Regions from separate parts of the Homo sapiens genome. Here region 2 is linked to region 1. Evidence: chromatin loops called from intact Hi-C (ENCODE). Cell type or tissue: heart right ventricle. All regions are shown on one strand. Each heading gives the region's core, and the rest is flanking DNA. Links, peaks and the distances in the headings are about the cores only.

Region 1 (10,536 bases), core at 1,634-9,633:
CTCCCTGAAAGCCCAAAAGCCTATCTTGTGTGACTTCGCCCCCCTTCCCTGCTTTCCATGCCAGAGGGTTGCTCTGAGACTCATGCTCAGCTGCGTCTCCCCTAATCCCCATCCCCGGTTCCTGTACCACTCACCTGCCAGCTATTCCCAAACGCAGCCTCCGAGGGCAGGAGCAGCCCCTCAGGGCCCTGCAGATCGTCCTGGGCAAAGCCATTGAAGTTCCCACAGAGCCCACAAGTCCGGCCCTGGTAGGAGCCAGGTACGCTCACCTCCACCTGGGACTGCCCATCCCACAGCACCTGTGTGGAGAGGCCTGAGACTGGGGAGCAGGGAAGGACAGGGGCCTTAAGAAGCCCAGGGTCCATCATGGCCCCAGGCACTGTGTTCAGTGCGGCCAGTGCTGTAGGGGAGGAGAATGGACAGGTGGAGGCTCCCCTTGGAAGAAACACCACCCTGGCCAAGGCCAAGTGGATACATTCTGTGCCAGCCCTGGGCAAAGACAGATGACAGGAGGAGCTGCCCACAGCTCCTGCATGAGGGCACCTTCTCCTGCTGCCATCCCTGCACTGGGCCCCAGGTGAAATGCAACCCCCTTCCGGGGATTCACTTTCTCATGGGCATTCGGGCCTTGCAGAGGACAAAGCACAATTAGGGTCCGGATTAGAAGTGTACACCCTTATTCTACGAATTTACGAGTTGTGTTTCCTGCTGGGGGCAGGGGGCAAATTACTCTTCCACATGAGAGTTGGAAGGAACCTGAGACACCCCCCCAGGAGACTTCAGCTGACATCCTCCCCACTGCCACTGACCCTTCCCATTCCCCACTTTACAGACGAGAAATCTGTGGCCCAGAGGAGGCTGGTGGTGGCTTAAGAGGCTGAGCCGAGATTAGAAATCGGGCTCAGAACTCAGAACTCCTCTGACTGCCTGGGGAGATCTCTGACCCTGATCCACCTCCCCTCACACCCCTGTACCCCACTCCTTGCCTTTTTTGGCTAGGAGGTAGCTGGCATCCCCACCCCCTCTACAGATACAGAGGCCTAAACAGGACTGAAGCTCCCAGCAGGCAGCCCACCCAGACTCGCCCTGGAGCCGCACCTGGAGCCCGGGCTGGGCGTGCAGGATCACAGTGTGTCCTCGCAGCTCCACATACAGCAGCGGCTCCTGCAGGAAGGGCAAGGCCACCGGGTGCCCATCCACCTGGAGGATAAAGGAGGTGGGAGGAGGGGTGATGTCGAGGCACATGGGTGGACAGCACAGGATCCACCTTCCTCCACTCCTCGGCTTTGCTCACCGTGACTGCCCCGTCCTGCAGCAGCCGCACGGCCATGTCTCCCAGCAGCACCGCCACCTCCTGGGTCCAGGCCACACCGCTCCGGCCCCGGTCATCATTGGTCACGTGCACACTGTGGGCAGGAAAGTCCCAGGTGCCAATGGTCAGCAGGGCTGGGTGTAGGGGTTGGGGAGAAGAGAGACAGGGGATGCACACCTGAAGTCCCCGCTGTGGCAGTCCTTGGCCAGCACATAGCTGCAACTGCCCTGGAAGTGCAGCAGGCGGCCGTCGAAGGTGCGGTAATGGGGGTCTCCGAAGGCCATGCAGGAAGCGGGCCGAGGCAGGCAGCGGGGGCAGCAGCTGCCAGGACTCAGGGCAGGGGCCTTGTCCTGCACTCAGCCCCAGACACTGTCAGACACACCGCCCTCCCCGCCATGCCTCTCGCAGACCCTCCCAGAAAACCAAGCATCTCCCAGGAGTCTCCAGGGATCTCCAGGACTCTGGCTCCCAGGCTCCCTGTGAGTGAGGTCAGGGCACCACATCGTGGTCGCACTGGGAACAGCACTGTCCCCAGCTCCCAGCTGGCGGCAGGAGCCCAGCCTCCCTCTCTGATGCCTGGTCACACCAGGATGGCGGTACCATGTGCCCCCACCCTGACCCTCCCCACCATTTTAGATTGCGGCACTCACGGGGCCACACGAGAGCGGTGAGCAGCGCTGGCTCTGGCAACGCACGGTGCCCGCCATGCAGGAGCAGCTGGTGCAGGTGTCCACAGTCCAGCGCTCTCCAGAGGCCACCTCACGGCCCTGGTGCACGCAGGACTGGGTGGGAGCTGAAGGGATAGGAGCTGGGAGGGTCAGCTGCTCCTCCCACATGCCCAGAAGGTCTGGCTTACCCCTCCCCCATCACCCTGGCTGCGCACCTTGGCATCGCTCACAGCAGCTGTCAGCCTGGGGCACCTTCGCCCAGCCATGGGGGCAGGAGAGGGCCTGGCACTCCTCGAGGTGGCACTCCACATGGCCCCGCTGAGGACAGACATCATTGTTCTGGGGTTTTCTGCAGGGCCGGAGTCCCCAGCCTCATGCTTCTGGGGGCCTCTGGGCATGGACTTCTGCCTGCCCCTCCCACAATACATTCTTCACAGTTCAAGAGGGGAATGAAATCCAGCCTTCGGCTCCATGCCCCGGTGCAGGGATGCCCCTGACCCTTAAAGACCCCATATCTGCTGGTGGAGTGTTGGACACTCCTCCCTTTATCCATCTGCGAGATCCTCCACCCTCCCAGGCCCACCCCAGCTCACATGGCAGGTGCAGGCGATGCACGCATTGCTGGGGTCCCGCCAGCTCTCTCCATCTGCCACTCTCCGGCCCTCGGCCTCCACCACACATTCTGAGGGGGGAGACATGGGATGGGCAGGCACTGTCCCTCCTGCTGTATCCTCCCTCCTTGGAGCTTACCCAGCATTTCACGGCAGGAAAGCACCCACTCCGTGTCCCTACCACCCTGATGGTGTTGATTTCTTCAGCCAATATCCACAGGGCCTATTAGACATCAGGCCTCACATCAGAGCTCAGGATGTCTCTAGGGTCCTAGGAGCCCAAAGGGCCAGAGGCTGGAACCCCACTCTGGGCCAGCTGCCCGCTCAGCAGTGCAATGCCCTCTTCATGGGCCTGGGGATCCTGAGCCCCCTGACAGGCATCAGGCCAGACCTTGAGAATCTAGGCTTCATCCCAGCTTCCCCCTGCCTCATGGGTCTCTTCTCCACCTCAAGAACAGCCCCCCTCCATTTCTAGAAAAGAATGAACCCTGCATTCTGTTCTAGAAACCGAGTACAAACCCTGGGCTGCCCGCTTGGCCCATGAATGCCTCCCCTTCCTGTGTTCCCCCTGGGCTCCTCTCTGAGGGTGGAGGCCAAGGCTGGGCACTTACCCCGGCATACGGGGCAGCAGCTCCCAGGGGGAGTGTGGCGCTCTGAGAGGGGACAGCTGAGCTCAGGACAAGCCTGGTGGATGCAGAGCCATGTCAGGTCCTGCCCATGTGAACACAAGAGGTAGAGAATGGCAGATCTCAGGGAGCTGGTGGAGGAGTAAGGCATAGGCAGGATGTGACAGTCAGGACAAGTGGGCAAATGTCAGGGCGAATGGAGAGCCCTGGAGCTGCTGCGGGAGAGGAGTGGCAGCCACAGCCCACAGAGAAGGAAGAAGAGGGGCTCTGTGAGTCCCCAAGGCAGGAGGGCTCACCTGGCACTGGCACGTGTAGCAGGGGTCTGGTGGGGCTAGCTCAGATCCCAGCAGGCCCTCTGAACAGTTACTCAAGGCCTCTGTGAAGACAAGAATCCAGAGTGCGGGACAGAAAGAGGGGCACAGGGCTGGAAATCCCAGCTGTCCCCATGCACTGTGTCCCCAGGTTTCTAACTCGAACTCCTGAGCATACCCATATCCCAGCACCTTGACTCCAGGGAGGATAAGTCCTCTTTCTCTTCAATTCAGTCAAGTTTACACGTTTTAAAAGAAACTTTGCTAGGCTATTATTTGGGGCCGGGTGGGGGTGCAAGGTGACTGGAAACAGACCAACCATGGCTTCCTTAGCCTGAGGTCACTAAAAATGGCCAGTCTGCGGCCTGCTCTCCCTCCCGCTATCTGTAATACAGTGTGGCTACAACTGCGCAGGGAAGCACACAGCCAGGCATCCCGGGTTCGAATCCTGATGCCAGCACTCAGTGCCTGTGCTTATTAGGTTGGATTAATCCACCTCTCTGAGCCTCAGTTTCTTAATCTGTAAAAAGAGATTAATAATACTTCCCTCACTGGGTAACTATGAAAATGAAGCGAGAGACTTTATTAAGAGCACCAAGTACAGTCTGTGGCATGGAACAGGTGCTTAATCAATGTTAGTCTTCTTCCCTTCCCCTGAAGCACCCCCTAGCAAGTGTTGATCAGAGCAGCCCTCCCTGATGGATGCCAGGGATGACTGCACAGCATTATGAACGTATTTAATACCACAAACTGTACACTTAAAAATGGTTAGGATTGTACATTTTAGTGTCTTACCACCATAAAAAACAAACAAACAAACAAACAAACAAAAAACAGAAAAGTCGGCGAGGTGGCTCACACCTGTAATCCAGCTCTTTCGGAGGCTGAGGCGGGTGGATCACCTGAGGTCAGGAGTTCGAGACCAGCCTGGCCAACATGTTAAAACCCCATCTCTACTAAAAATACAAAAATTAGCCAGGCTTGATGGCGCATGCCTATAATCCCAGCTACTCGGGAGGCTGAGGCAGGTGAATCCCTCGAATCCAGAGGTTGCAGTGAGCCGAGATTGTGCCACCGCACTCCAGCCTGTGCGACAAAGCGAGACTCCGTCTCAAAAAAACCAAAACCCAAATAAAAAAACCAAATTGGAGAAAATAGGATTATCATTAAAAAAAAAAGTATGTTTTTTCTTTCTTTTTTTTTTTTTGAGACAGAATCTCGCTCTGTTGCCAGGTTGCAGTGTAGTGGCACCATCTCAGCTCACTGCAACCTCTGCCTCCCGGGTTCAAGCTATCCTCCTGCCTCAGCCTCCCGAGTAGCTGGGACTACAGGCATGCCCCATCATGCCCAGCTAATTTTTGTATTTTTAGTAGAGACGGGGTTTCACCATGTTGGCCAGGATGGTCTCGATCTCTTGACCTTGTGATCCTCCCACCTTGGCCTCCCAAAGTGCTGGGATTACAGGCGTGAGCTACCAACCTCGGCCTGTTTTTTCTATGTAAGGATAACGTTCACCTGTATTGCAAAGGTAGGTTATCATTTCAGTGTTGGTATAGGACCAGAAACAGAAAAAAATTCCCTCCACAACAAATGTAAAATGGCTGTGTTAGGTAAACAACTATTAAATCCAGGAGACAGAAATTGGCCATCTTTCAATATTTGTAATAAAAATAAAACTGTTTCTTTACTTTTCCCCCCAATCTTAATAAATTTTTACTCTAACAACGACAACAAAAAAAGCTCGCCCACCCCTGTGGCTGGGCTACCCCCTGCCTGCCTGGGCCTCACGTCTCAGCACAACTGTCGCCCTGCAGCGCCACCTGCTGGCCAAGATGCTCCACAAACTGCACCCAGCTGCGGAGAGGCAAAGGGTTCCTGTCAGCTTCCCCAGTTCCCTTAGGGATGGTGCAGCCCTCGCCGGCCAGGCATAGGGTTCCAGAACAGTCCACTGGAGTCAGGAAGAATCTGGGGCTGGGACTGGTGAGGAAGGGCGGCAGGGGGTGGCAGCCCTAACCTCATATCTCATCTACCCCCACATCCCTGGACTCACCGGCACAGGTGGGACAGCAGTGCTGGGGCCCAGGGGGCAGGAGCTGGCTGGGGGGGCAGCCCACCAGGCTGGGACACTGCCGCCGGTGACAGCGAAGGCTGGGAGGCCCCTCAGGCTGTGGCTACAAGAATGAGTGAGCAGCGGTGGGTCCTGGGCCACAAAAACCCAGAGCTGCCCTTGGCCGGGACTTCCGGCCCCTCCCTCTGCCTGCTGCAGCCTCTTCCGGGACATGTCTTGGGCCCTGAACTCAAGGCTGAAGAGAGACTCAGTGTCTTCTAGACGTGCTCCTCACCCCATGCCCTAGTCTCTGAGATGATGTCTCCTTCTCCTTTAAGTCACTTGGGCCTGAGCCCTCATGTGACCTTTGATCCTCCGGCAGGCTCATGCCATCCTCCTCCCCAGGCCCATGGCTTAGTACCCTGACCTGTGATGTCATTTGCCTGCTCCAAGCCCTTCCATGGCCTTGCAAATAGAATCTCCACAATATGACCCCTAGCCACGTCCCAGGTGGCTCTCCGGCCATACACACCCGCCCTGCACTGCAGCCAGGGGGGCCACCTACGGCCTCCTGCACACTTGGAACCTGCGCTCCTTGTCTAAACCCAGACCTCCTGGCCCTGTTGGCCCCAACCCTGCCTTGTCTCCTGGCCACAGGGATACACTCCTTTGGCCCCCAGAGTGCCTGCTCCATGCAGTGACCAGCTTGGCTGGGCCTCATCCCATGCTGCCCACTCCCCCCCGACGAGGTGCCCCAGCCCCACCACTGTGCCCTCACCTACCTCGCAGATGCACACTTCACAGGGGTCTGCCCCAGGCTGGAAGCTCTCCCCAGGCTCGTACTTCCGGCCCTCATGCTCACAGTCTTTGGGGTGGAGTGAGAGCAGAACGGGACCAGGGGTCCTTCAGGCTGGCAGCGAGGCAGGGGTGGAGTCCTCTATCTCCAGCCTCCCCCTGATCCCAGGGAGTGGAGTGTGCACAAGGACGGAGGCCACTTCTCCAACTGCCTGTCTCTGCCACCCGGCCCAGCAGCGGCAGGGAGGTGTGGGCCCAGGGCTCCCTCCTCGCCTTTCCCCTCCCGCCCCAGGCTTCCAGTACCAGAGCATTGAGGACAGCAGTCATGGGGCCCTTGGCGGGGCTGGGCGCAAGAGCTGATGCACTGGATGCGTGCACAGGTGACGACGCCCTCGTGACACACACAGGAGGAGCAGGCACTGTCGGGGGGCACCCATCTACTGCCTTCGGGGTGCTCTTCCCCATGAGCCAGGCAGCCTGTGGTGCAAAGTGGGCAGGGACGAGCTCGGAGGTTGAGATCTGGACATCTGCTCCTGGCCCCCACCCTCAGTGGTCAGCTAGGCACGTGGCGCCAGGAGTGAGTTTGCAGGGATATGGCGGGAAGGTGCGATGGGGCAGAACTCCTGTCTGTTGTGGAGGGGAAAGGCACTGGGAGGGGTTCAGAACACCTGGGTTCTAATCCTGTTCTGTTCCTACCTGCTCTCAAGACCAAGCTCCAGGCAGCAGGCACTGCCCAGTGCAGCCCGCACCGGCCACAGACCTGGCATGCAGCAGCTGTGTCATAAATGCATGTGGACCAGGTGAATGGCTCCATCGCTAACCATGTGCCCAAGGTAACTCAGTCTCTCCGGGCCTCAGTCTCCTCATCTGTTAAATGGGGATTTCCTCTGTCCTGCCTCCCTCCCAGAGCAAGTGAAATGCTATGACAGTTCTGTGGTTCTGTAGAAACACCACCACACTGCGCAGGGTGTGGGACGAGGGGGCAGTGGGCAGGCTAAGAAAGGCTCAAGTTCAGAGCCAGATGGTCCAAGTGTCCATCTTGACTCTGCCACCTTCTCTACCTCTCTGTACCTCCACTTTCTCGTCTGTAAAATAGGAGGACTAAGAGTGCTTATCTGGTAAGTTGTTGTGCTGATTAAATGAGATAATACACGTAAAGTGCTCAGGGCCTGGCACATGCTACCTGCTCACTGAATGTCAGGTATCTTGATGATGATGATGATGGTGGTGATGATGATGATGATGATGAATGGGGTGTGGTTAGGAAGAGGGGCAGCTTTTTGTTTTATTTTTTAGACAGAGTCTTCTTTGTTGCCCAGGCTGGAGCACAGTGGTGCAAATGCAGCTCACTGCAGCCTCAAACTCCTGGGTTCAAGTGATCCTCCCACCTTGGCCTCCCAAAGTGCTGGGATTGCAAATGTGAGCCGCTGCACCCAGCCCAAGACAGGCAGCTTTGAGGGAACTCTAACCAGCACCTGGAAGAGGGATGGTCTGGGCAGTCCCGGACAGGGAGAGGTAGGAGAAGCTGAAGGTGGCAAGGGTGTATGCAAGGGCCAGTTGTTGGGGCAGGGAGGTGGGAGAAGAGCTGGCTGAGGGGAGGGAGGTGGGGTGGACAGAGGGACACAGGGCCAAGGGGCTGAAGCAAGGGGTAGGGCTACAGGCGGCCATACCTCTGCAGCGAGGGCAGCAGCTCCCCCGCTCGGTGACCTGGAGCTTGCAGGGAAGGGGTGGGCACTGCAGCCGCACACAGCTGACCTGGCCAGCCTGTAGGAGATGCAGGGACACTGGCTCGCTGCCTAGGCTGGGGCCCAGAGGTGCTATGGTCCAGCTGTCACTCCACACCCCCCACCTCCTGCTATACCTGACAGCGACACCACTCACAGCTGCCTGCTGGTCCCTCAAACTCCTCCCCATCCTGGTGCTCCCGGCCCTGAGAGAGACAGCCTGTGGGGGACACACCTCCTGGGTGGGGGGCCTGTGCCACCCTGCCCTGCTCGGCCCAGCCTTAGGCCTGGCAGGAAGGGAAGGGGGAGGGAGAGGCGGGGAAGGGCATGGGGGCCGCGCATGAGGAAGGCAGCTCACTGTGGCAAACAGGGCAGAAGCAGGGGCCTGGAGAGGGGTGGGGGCAGAGAGCTGGGGGACATGGCTTCTTCTGGCAGCGCATGGAACCTTCCTGGGGGAGAGAGGCCCATCACACCCTCAACTGGACTGCACATTTCCCCAGGGCTGGAGCCCCTACTGAGCCTGCAGGGGCCCAAACACCCTCCCTTGGCCCGGGACACCTGAGCCCAGTCCTGTCCCATGAGATGTGAAGGGCAGAGTGTAGCCCTTGCCACCTGAGTGGAGGAGACAGCCTCTTCCTGGCCAGAGAGGAGTATCAAGGGAGGAAAGGTTACCAAGGTCCTAAAGGGGCTGCCTCACCTGGCAGGTGCAGAGGGAGCAGGTAGGGTCAAGTGGGTCAGGAAGGGTCTCTCCGGAGGCAGTAGTGACGCCATGGTAGCGGCATCCTGGCAGAGCGGGGAGTCCAACAGAAGAGCTGCCATCAACAGAACCTCCACTGTCACACACACACACAGCCCCTCCCCCTCCACACATACACAGCCACAGCCACAGACACACACATAGCCACACACACACATACCCATATACACAGCCACACCCACAACCACATACACACACACAGCCACACACATACATACACGCATATACACACAGCAGGTGGGAGTGCAACAGAAAACCTGCCATCAACAGAACTGCCACTGTCACATACACACACAGCCCCTCCCCCTCCACACATACACACACAGCCACACCTACACCCCCCCACACACAGCCACACACACATACATACACAACCACACCCACATATACATACAGCCACACACACACATACACACATATACCCATATACACACACAGCCATAGACACACACAGCCACACCCACACTCTCATACACACACACATAAACACACAGCCACACACACACATACACGCACCCACATACACACATACCCATATACACAGCCACATACACACACACACACACACATACACACATACCCACCTACACACAGCCACACAAACATACACATAGCCACGCACACACATACACATACACACCCACACACACAGCCATACAAACACATAGCCACACACACATCCCCACATACACAGATGCACACACACCCACACACAGAGACCCCCCCACATACACACCCACACACAGCCACACACACACATACACACACACACACACACATCCCACATACACAGACACAAATACAGACACACACACACATACCCACATACACACAGCTACAGCCATACACACACACACACACACACAGGGCCACACACACATACACAGCCACACAAACACACATATACACACAGTCACACATACACACACAGATACACAGCCACACACACAGATACACAGACACACATACGGTCACACACACACGTACACAGACACACATACACTGTCACACACACAGAGCAACACACACACACAGATACACCCACACAGAGCAACACACACACACACACACACATACACAGATACACCCAAACACACAGGCCAACACACACAGCCACACACAGATACACACATACACACATACAGCAACACATACACACACATATACACACGGCCACACACACACAGAGCAACACACACACACAGATACACAGATACACCCACACAGGCCAACACACACAGCCACACACAGATACACACATACACACATACAGCAACACATACATACACACACATATACACACGGCCACACACACACAGAGCCACACACACACAGCCAGACACACACACACACATACAGACACACACACATACACAGCCACACACACACAGAGCCACACATACACACACACATACATACAAACACACAGCCGTGCCCGGGACCTCTATCAAAGGTGAGGGAGTCGGAGAGTGAGAGAAAAGTATGGTGGAGCGGCAGGCAGTGGGAGGGCTGGGAGGAAAGTGGAATCGGTGAGAAAGGCACCCCGGGAGCCCCAGCAGGGGGAATGGAAGGGCAGGTGTGGCTCTACCCTGGCAGGTCGGGCAGCAGTGCCCAGAGGGGATGAGTGGGTGGCTGCAGCCCGGAGGCTCACAGGGCCGGCGGCCGCAGGTCACGAAGCCTCCAAG
Region 2 (10,536 bases), core at 1,223-9,222, 280 kb before region 1:
ATTTTTTTTTTTTCTTTTTGGTAACATAGTCTCTTTGTTTTCCAGTTTTGCATTTCTAGATTTTAACACAGGACCAGGCACAGAGGGTCACATTTAATGTTGAATGAATGATCAGTTACAGCATTTTTTTCTCTAACGGATCTGAGCATTGTCACATGAGATCCCTATATTGTGTAGTACCTTTTACCTTTTGAAAACATTGTTTTCATTTTCATGAGGATTTTCTGCTTCCCGACTAAGGAATTTCCTAACTGCCTACGTCCTCAGTTAACTTTTGCATTTTTACTTATCAATGAGCTATTTATATGTGTATTTTTACAGAAAGCTTTAATTTGGAAACATCACACTGAATCACTTTCTAACACCCTTAGTTTGCTGGAAGACAACTTAGAATCAGAAATAAGCATATTTAAACCCATATACCATATATCAAGAAATCTGTAAAGGGCCCTTAGTTTGCTGGAAGACAACTTAGAATCAGAAATAAGCATATTTAAACCCATATACCATATATCAAGAAATCTGTAAAGGGCCTTTTAGATCCCTCTTCTATGGGATCTGGCAACACAGAGCCATTCCTACAACTCCCAAAAGCAAATCTCTATCCAGCACAGACAGACCCGGGTAGGCTGATGATCAATAACCAGTGGAGGGGTATATTTGCTGCATAGGAATAAATGCTAACCTTAGATAGTCTATGATTCCCCTTTGTCTTCTCTATTTCTCTGTTGGTATCTCATTGTTTGTATTATATTCAGAACTTGCATTATGGGTAATTAAAGTCCTTTGGAACGTGCTTTAAGTTTTTGAGGCTTTTCTTTACCCTTCTAGTGTATTGGAGTAGAAATGCTTATACTGCAGCATGGTGTTAAGGAAAGTGCGCACACTGTTTTTTGTTTATGGTATTCCACGGAAATTAAGTGCACACACTTTGAACTTCCTAACTGCCTACTTCCTCAGTTTACTTTTGCATTTTACTTATCATTGGGCCATATATATATGTGTGTGTGTGTGTGTGTGTGTGTGTGTCTTTTTTATTTTTATTTTTATTTTTTTTGAGTCAGAGTCTCACTCTGTCATCCAGGCTGGAGTGCAGTGGTACGATCTCGACTCACTGCATCCTCTGCCTTCCAGGTTCAAGCGATTCTCCTGCCTCAGCCTCCCAAGTAGCTGGGACTACAGGCATGCACCACCACACCTGGCTAATTTTTTATATTTTTAGTAGAGATGAGGTTTCACCATATTGGCCAGGCTGGTCTTGAACTCCTGACCTCGTGATCTGCCTGCCCTGGCCTCCCAAAGTGACAGGATTACAGGCATGAGCCACTGCACCCGGCCCTATGTGAGCTTTAATTTAGAAATATCTCACTAAATCACTTTCTAACACCCTCAGTTTGCTGGAAGAAAACTTAGAATCAGATATAAGCATATTTAAACCAATATACCATATATCTAGAAATCTGTAGAAGTGTTTTTTAATCATTTGATTCTTTTTTTTATTTTTTTTATTTTTTATTTTTTGAGACGGAGTCTTGCTCTGTCACCCAGGCTGGAGTGCGGTGGCATGATCTCTGCTCACTGCAACCTCTGCCTCCTGGGTTAAAGCAATTCTCCTGCCTCAGCCTCCCGAGTAGCTGGGATTATAGGTACCTGCCCCCACGCCCAGATTATTTTTTTTGTATGTTTAGTAGAGACGGGGTTTCACCATGTTGGCCAGGCTGGTCTTGAACTCCTGACCTCATGATCCGCCCACCTTAGCCTCCCAAAGTGCTGGGATTACAGTCGTGAGCCACTGCACCCAGTCTAATCATTTGATTCTTATTGGCTCTTATTATAAATATAGTTCAGACAGTCATTTGTATAGAAACACATTGTAGGGCCGGGCGTGGTGGCTCACGCCTGTAATCCCAGCACTTTGGGAGGCTGAGGTGGGCGGATCATGAGGTCAGGAGATCGAGACCATCCTGGCTAACACGGTGAAAACACCATCTCTACTAAAAAAAAAAATTCAAAAAATTAGCCGGGAGTGGTGGCGGGCGCCTGTAGTCCCAGCTACTCAGGAGGCTGAGTCAGGAGATGGTGTGAACCTGGGAGGCAGAGCTTGCAGTGAGCCGAGATCGTGCCACTGCACTCCAGCCTGAGCAACAGAGCAAGACTCCATCTCAAAAAAAAAAAAAAGTAAAAATAAAAAATAAAAAAATAGAAACACATTGTAAAAGGAGAGGATTGTAAAAGCAATCAAATGATAACTGAAGGAAAGAATGCTCGTATCCTAGTGCATTATAATACTTGAGGTTCATAATGATGACCCTTAATTAGTAAGGAAAGATTGGATTTGCTGCATCCTAGAGTAGAGAACATTTTTAGTTATTTGGAATTATATAGACTTGGCACTCCCCCCGAGACCCCCACCGCAAGATGGAGTCTTGCTCTGTCACCCAGGCTGGAGTGCAGTGGTGTGATCTCAGCTCATCGCAACCTCCACCTCCCAGGCTGAAGCGATTCTCCTGCCCCAGCCTCCTAAGTAGCTGGGATTACAGGCGCCCACCACCATGCCCGGCTAATTTTTTTTGTTTTGTATTGTTTTTTTTTTTTTTTTTTTTAGTAGAGATGAGATTTCACCATGTTGGCCAGGCTGGTCTTCAACTTCTGACCTTAGCTGATCCACCTGCCTCAGCCTCCCAAAGTGCTGGGATTATACGCCTGAGCCACCGCACCCAGCCTCAAATGATAAACTTTTTTTTTTTTTTTTTTTTTGAGACAAAGTCTCGCTCTGTTGCCCAGGCTGGAGTGAAGTGACACAATCTTGGCTCACTGCAAGCTCCGCTTCCCAGGTTCAAGCGATTCTCCTGCCTCAGCCTCCCCAGTAGCCGGGATTACAGGCGTGCACCACTGTGCCTGGCTAATTTTTTGTATTTCCAGTAGAGATGGGATTTCACCATGTTGGCCAGGCTGGTCTTGAATTCCTGACCTCAGGTCATCCACCCGCCTCGGCCTCCCAAAGTGCTAGGATTACAGGCATGAGCCACTGTGCTCAGCCTCAAATCATAAACTTTTTAAAGGTTTATCCCTGACCCTCTAAATTAGGTTATGTGCCTTGTTATATGCTCTTTTAGCACTTCTCCTAATTGTGATTGTGTATTTATTATATGATTGTTTATTCAACAGTTTCTTTCAACAAATATTTACCAAGTGTTTAGTAAATCTTCTTTTGGATTGTAAGCTTCATTAAGGCAGAGTAAGGACTGAGTCTGTGGTTTCTCCTGGCCATGTGCACCTAGCACCTAGCACAGTGCTTAGACATAGGGAGTACTTAATAAATAGTCATTGAATGGATACATTAAAATGGCGTTAATAATGCTGCCTATCTGATAAGGCTGTTGTGAGCCTTCAATGAAATCGTGTGTAGGAAGTGCTAGTTTGCTCACAGGTTGGTGGTAACAGTCTACTGTGGTCATTGAGAGCAGTTATTGTGGACACAACCCACAGTTCTTGTCACCCCACCCACTAGCTCTGTGAACCCACATAGGTACTTAATATCTCTGATTTTTATTTTATTTATCTGTAAAATGGAACTAATAATTACAACCACCTTATAGGACAGAGTCTTGGCTCTGTCACCCAGGCTGGAGTGCAGTGGTGTGATCTCGTCTCACTGCAACCTCCGCCTCCCAGGCTCAAGCAATTCTCCTGCCTCAGCCTCCTGAGGAGCTGGGATTACAGGTGTGCACCACCGTGCCTAGCTAATTTTTGTATTTTTAGTAAGATGGGGTTTTGCCATGTTGGCCAGGCTGGTCTCAAGCTTCTGGCCTCAAGTGATCCACCTGATTTAGCCTCCCAAAGTGCTAGGATTACAGGTGAGCCACCTGACCCAGCCTCCTTATAGGATTTTGTAAGAATTAACCTGTGACAATGACAGTGAAACATTTAGGTTACAGTAACTTGTTGAATAGATGGTGGTTATACCATTGTTAATAATGAGTAAGAACAGTAATCAAAAGAATATGTAGAAAGTATCAGAAGAAATTCACTTGTGGAAATGCTGTATTCTCTGATGAGATAGTCGTACTGTATTTTTACTATTCCATGATCCTCAGAATATTGAATATTTTCTACTTACGTCTGTGATGGGTCATACTTTGTTAGCTGCAGTTTTACCTTGTTTTAAAAAGTACTATTAGGCTAGGCGTGGTGGCTCACGCCTGTAATCCCAGCACTTTGGGAGGCCGAGGCGGGCGGATCATGAGGTCAGGAGATCAAGACCATCCTGGCTAACACAGTGAAACCCCGTCTCCACTAAACATACAAAAAATTAGCCAGGCATGGTGGCGGGTGCCTGTAATCCCAGCTACTTGGGAGGCTGAGGCAGGAGAATGGCATAAACCCGGGAGGCAGAGCTTGCAGTGAGCCCAGATCGCGCCACTGCACTCCAGCCTGGGTGACAGAGCGAGACTCTGTCTCAAAAAAAAAAAAAAAGTACTATTGAGAATATAATATAATTAACCTGAATAGGTTAATAACCTGAATAGGTTAATTATATTATGGAACCTAAACCATATAAATTTAAAATGCCTTAGAATGCCCAGTCAGCAAGTGACAGTATTAGAAATCAACCTGGATTTTAGACCGCTGTGTGTTCATGGATAATGTTTGTGTGTTTAGGAGACTATTCTGAATAGTGTTTCACAGTCCTTTACGTGCATCCCCTTGTGCATTGGATGCTTCACTAGCCTTTTCTGACTAAAGCATATGAAAATACAAGTGAAAAAGGCAAGTTATTACAGGAATAACTTTTCATTTTCTCTAATTTTCATATTTTAAAAATTCATTTGTAAGCATTTGATACTTTAAACCTGTTTACAGGAACTTGGTATAAACCACCATGTCTAGCCCTTTGTCTCATATTTGAATTGTTTTACTTTCTTCTTGGCCACGTGGCCCTGACTTCTCACTTTCATAAGAAGGGGTTTGTATTGTGGAGATACAAATTATGGAGTTGTTTGCATTAATACAAGTGTTTGTGGAAAAAGATGCCAAACTTTCCTGTGATTGGTAATGCACCTTTATTGTAGGCTCAGCAAAACAGTCCCTCATCTACGGGATCTGGCAACACAGAGCATTCCTGCAGCTCCCAAAAACAGATCTCCATCCAGCACAGACAGACCCAGGTAGGTTGGTGATCGATAATCAATTGAGGGGGATACCTGCTGTGTAGGAATAAGGGCTAACCTGTGTAGTCTGTCATTCTTCTCTGACTTCTCTGACCACCTCATTATTTGTGTGTATTATATTCAGAACTTGCATTATGGGTATTTAAAGTCCTTTGGAAGGTGCTTTAACTTTTTGAGGCTTTTCTTTACTCTTCTGGTGTATTGTAGCAGAAATGCTTATGCTAAAGCATGGTGTTAAGGAAAGTGCACACTTTTTTTTTTTTTTCCTACAGTATTCCACAGAAGAAAAGTACCTACACTTTGAAGGCCTCTAAGTTCAGATTCTGGCACTGTGGCCTAAGTTCAGATTCTGGCCTGGGCCTCAGTTTTTCTTAGTACAAATCATCTGTGAAAATGTGGTTGATTCTCATGATCTCAGACAGTGTATACGAAATGTTTATTAGTAGTGTACTTGTAGTAGGCTTTCAATAAATGTTAATTCCCTAATTTATGAAAGTAGTTAATGTATTCCTTTTCCTGCTTACTTATTTATACCTGGCTAAACTTCTCTCAGATGTGAGATACCAACATGGTTTACTCCTTAAATTGTGTTCAGAAACTCTTTAATTTAGGGAGTGTTCTGAACATTTGAGGATTGTATCTGCAAAGGATGGTGGCTATAGCTTCCATTTTGTAGTTTTGAGTATACTGGGTTTTCTTGAAGCCTCTTTTGATACTGTATATATTATCTTCAAGACAGGATCGTTGGCAATCTAGGAGAATTTCTTAAATCTCAAGAGGTATACAACTCCCTGGAGCACATTTGAATTTTATCTAAATCACCAGCTCTTGTACAGTTCAGTTAGATAGTTGAGCACTCAGGTAGCTTCTTCTCTTCCCTTCTGATTGCTCTCTGTTTCCACCAGATGGCGCATTTGTTCCTTAGAGAGTTGTGTCAAGTCTCCTGTGAGATCGTTTTCTATTCAAAGTTAGTTTCATTTCTGGAGTAACGTGTTTCTACATTGTTCAGTGCACAGTAGTGAGAATTCATACATTTGATTCCAGAATTAACATGTATTTGAAGTGTAGGTGTAGTGGGACGTAAGGAACCCAGCAGAGGACTTGAACAATGAGATGAGACAAGCAGATTTCATTTCTTAAGCCATGTGATTCTAGGCCATTTGTGTGAGCAAGTGCTTTTTTTTCCCCCCAAGAAAGGTAACGAGAAGAGTGTGATGACATATAACATGTTGAGACTAATCCTAAATTTGTTTTACCTTTGTCTCTGTAGTCCAACCTCACAATAGAAAAAATATCTGCACTAGAAAACAGTAAGAATTCTGACCTAGAGAAGAGGGAGGGAAGAATAGATGATTTATTAAGAGTAAGTATTAAAATTTGGTAAGATATTTTATAGCAAGCACCATTTGTTATATATATTTGGATTATGTACATATCATAGAAGTAATTACTATAGCCAAATAACAATGAAATAATAAACATTTGGGTATTTTTCTTTAATTGAGGGAATCTGAGTAGGAACCAGGTTCCTGCATTCTAAACACTACCTTTAAATTGGAAATCTTATACTGTAGTATTTTAATGATTGAATTTATATTGGAGAAATAGATATGTGGAGTGTTATATTTCATCTAGAACTGTGGGAATAAGTATAAAGTGTTGTTTTCCCATTCCAGAGAAATTATTTTAATATTGTTGAATTTTATAAGCTATTTCAAAGGACTTTTTAGCCCATTTTGCTTTTTGTACCTTTTATAACCTACTCACCCAAACTTTTTTGTGCTTACAAAAGAAACCTTTAAAATGCTTCATCTGGAATTAAATAGATATCACTAGAAAATACTTTATCAATATATTTTGAACATGCAATTTGGCATGACTGACTCATAGTTTTTAAAGAGTAAAAAGGGCCGGACATGGTGGTTCACACCTGTAATCCCAGCACTTTGGGAGGCCAACGCAGGTGGATCACTTGAGGTCAGGAGTTTGAGACCACCCTGGCCAACATGTTGAAAAGAAACCCTGTCTCTACTAAAAAAATATAAAACATTATCCTGGTGTGGTGGCAAGCGGCTGTAGTCCCAGCTACTTGGGAGGCTGAGACAGGGGAATTGCTTGAGCCTGGGAGGCGGAGGTTGCAGTGAGCCGAGATTGCGCCACTGCATTCCAGCCTGGGCGACAGAGTGATACTTCGTGTCAAGAAAAAAATAAGAAAGTAAAAAGGACCGGGCATGGTGGCCCATACCTGCCACTTTGGGAGGCTGAGGCAGGAGGATTGCTTGAGATCAGGAGTTTGAGACCAGCATGCATGACACAGCAAGACCCCATTTCTATAAAAGAATACAAAATTTGCCAGGCATGGTGGTGTGTCTGTGGTCCCAGCTACTGGGAGCCTGAGGTGGGAAGATGCTTGAGCCCAGGACCTCTAGGCTACAGTGAGCCAAGTTCACGCTGCTGCGCTCCAGCCTGGACAACAGAGCAAGACCCTGTCTCAAAAAAAAAAAACCATTATACATGCTCTTTACAAAATACAGAAAAATATGTCACTCATAATTCCATTAATTGGGATTAAACATTTGGTACATTTTTTTTTTCAGTAATTTTGAGCTGTTTGAAGTAGATATGTGTGTGTATATATATATATACACACACACACACAAATGAATATATACATAAATGTTACTGATTTACGAATAACATTGGCTAGCATTTTTCTCTTCTCTAGTGATTTAGAAGGTATAGGTTTGATCCTTATTTCTGCTAATGTGGTAGTTAATCTGACTCTTCAGGGTCCTGAAACCTCCAGGGCTACTGTGACACAGCAAGATGGGGATCGGCAACCTTGCCTTTGTCAGTCTTTCTTATTAGGCTTTGGGTACAATTTTGTTTGAATATATGTTTAATAATACAGATTATAAAAGTCACTGTACTCATGATGATCTGACCTCCAAAATTTTTTTACTTGTATTATATTTCTGTACTTAATAAAAACATAAGGTAAAATAGTGTATTTTGACTCCTTTTTATATAAAACCTGGAATTCAGCACATAGCTAAACTAAGTCTGGCCTTTATTAGTAAAGTCTGGTGTGTTTATATTATTATTAATTTTTTTTTTTTTGAGACAGAGTCTTGCTCTGTTGCCCAGACTGAAGTGCAGTGGCGTGATCTCAGCTCACTGCAACCTCCGCCTCCCAGGGTCAAGCAATTCTCCTACCTCAGCCTCCTGAGTAGCTGGGATTACAGGTGCCCGCCACCATGCCCAGCTAATTTTTGCATTTTTAGTAGAGATGGTGTTTCACCATGTTGGTCAGGCTGGTCTCGAACCCCTGACCTTGTGATCCACCCACCTCGGCCTCCCAAAGTGCTGGGATTACAGGCGTGAGCCACCGCGTCCAGCTATTATTATTAATTTTATATATTTATTTTGAGACAGGATCTCACTCTGTCACCCAGGCTGGAGTGCGGTGGCGCAGTCTTGCAAGCTGTGCCCTCCCCAGTCCCCACCCGATGTGATCCTCCCACCTCGGCCTCCCAAGTAGCTGGGACTATAGGCATGTGCCACTACATTTGGCTGTTTATATTATTAATCAATTAATTTTTTGAGACAGAGTCTCACTTTGTCACCCAGGTTCAAGTGATTCTCCTGCCTCTGCCTCCCAAGTAGCTGGGATTACAGGCATGCACCACAATGCCTGGCTAATTTTTGTATTTTTAATAGAGATGGGTTTTTGCCACATTGGCCACGCTGGTCTCGAACTCCTGACCTGCAGTGATCAGCCTGCCTTGGTCTGCCAAAGTGCTGGGATTGCAGGCGTGAGTCACTGCGCTCGGCCTATATTATTATTATTAAATTACCATTTTTACTGCTATATATGACACTAAGTTCTTATGTATAGAGTATAGGCAGAGGCAGCTTTATGACCAAATTCATAGTCATTGTTAGACTGGTTTATTCAACTGATTTCAAGGCTTATCAACAGTATTTTTTTTTATTTATAGTTCTTGTTTTATCTGTTGATGGTGGTACATTTTTAAGTGATTATTTTTCAGCAAGGATTTGTCAGTGTTAAATTTTCTCTGCCTTGCAGACCTGAGAATTCTCTCTTTTGCCCTCCCATGGAAAGACAACACTGTGTGCAGGATTTTTGTGTCATAACCCCTTGTTCTGTTTGTTCTGCTTCTCAAATATAACACACATTCTCTCTCTCTGTTTCTCCTTCAGTTTTTCAAGCATTTTGTATTTCAGAGAGGTTCATGACCAAAGCAGCAAACACCATAATTTGTTAAATATTACCCCAGGGTGTATCTATATGTGGGTTTATATATTTTTATTTGGAAAATGTGTGATTATGTCTAACTATGCTTTTATCCCTGTTTATATTGGTTTCTTCTTGACTCTTAGCTTGAATCTCTGATTTCTCTCCTTTATTTCTAACATGTTATGTCTCATTTTAATATGATTGCCCCTTTCTTCTGAGTCTCATTAAACACTGTCTTCCATATATTTCTGGCATTTACTGCAGCTCATGTGAATTTTGATTTTATTGTTTACATTTTTATTTTTTGAGACAGTGTCTTGCTGTCGCCCAGGCTGGGTGCAGTGGCACCGTCATGGCTCACTGCAGCCTTCATCTCCCAGGCTCAAGTAGTCCTCTCACTTCAGCCTCCTGAATAGCTGGGACTACAGGCATGTGCCACTGTGCTTGGCTAATTTTTTTATTTTTTGTAGGAACAGGGTCTCACTATGTTGCCCAGGCTGGTCTTGAACTCTTGGGTTCAAGCAATCCTCCTACCTTGGCCTCCCAAAGTACTGGGATAACAGACGTGAGTCACCGTGACAGGCCTATTATTTACATTTTAAATTTCCCTGCTTTTTTCCCTCATCTAATATACTTTCTTACCCCATCCTGTATATTCTCTAGGGTTTTTGGTTCCTATTTCCTAGATATCATGTCTTTTTGCATTTTATGAAATATGACAAGAAGTATTCTAAAATGTTCTTTTGATTTCTGTGGGTGATAATTTTCATTGTTTTCAAGCTGATTTTCTGTATTCCTTGGGCCTATTTTTGTTGTTGTTGTTTTTATTTACTATTGTTATTTTTATTTCCTTTTCTCCATCTTTGAATGAGGAGACCCATATGTAGTCTCAGCACTGTGTTGTATTTTTCATTGTTCGGATATGTATACTTGCATGGAGTTGCTCTTATTCCTGTTTTTATTCATTTGGGTGCTGGTTGAATTGCCATCAAAGATTTATAATGAAATGGTTTGTGGGTGTAAAAAGCTCCTTGCCAAATTCCAGTATCTGTCAGGGTTTTGTACAGAGAAGCTCTGCTGTACTGAGAAATAATTGTGGGCGTG

The links. Hi-C counts contacts between places; a loop is a spot of excess contacts. Peaks named below come from ENCODE experiments on the same cell type or tissue, not always from the same donor. Only the 100,000 strongest peaks of a DNase experiment are listed, where the experiment ranks them.
Region 2: a loop joins it to region 1, with 7 times the contacts of the local background. A loop is called at or near these places in 76 of 110 quality-filtered maps.

Annotation. Positions count from the first base shown.
Region 1 is chr7:128,878,424-128,888,959 of GRCh38, forward strand. KCP (kielin cysteine rich BMP regulator) reads right to left here. Exons shown (of 40, transcript NM_001366122.1): 22 at 10,440-10,536; 23 at 8,792-8,877; 24 at 8,453-8,543; 25 at 8,232-8,314; 26 at 8,041-8,134; 27 at 6,674-6,847; 28 at 6,358-6,440; 29 at 5,579-5,699; 30 at 3,514-3,593; 31 at 3,203-3,302; 32 at 2,574-2,662; 33 at 2,196-2,298; 34 at 1,963-2,105; 35 at 1,490-1,662; 3 more. Among named protein-coding and RNA genes, the nearest start is that of SPMIP1, 17 kb to the left of the region's middle. RefSeq lists a silencer at 5,212-5,506 and enhancers at 5,252-5,361, 5,812-6,071, 6,296-6,895. In heart right ventricle, for the core only: CTCF peaks have their summits at 1,814, 2,017, 5,351 (motif pointing left) and 5,569 (motif pointing right); DNase peaks (open chromatin) are centred at 1,818 and 5,348; H3K27me3 peaks cover 229 bases.
Region 2 is chr7:128,603,046-128,613,581 of GRCh38, forward strand. No RefSeq gene overlaps it. Among named protein-coding and RNA genes, the nearest start is that of LINC01000, 33 kb to the right of the region's middle. In heart right ventricle, for the core only: a CTCF peak has its summit at 6,090 (motif pointing right); no DNase peak of the experiment used is centred there; H3K27ac peaks cover 392 bases.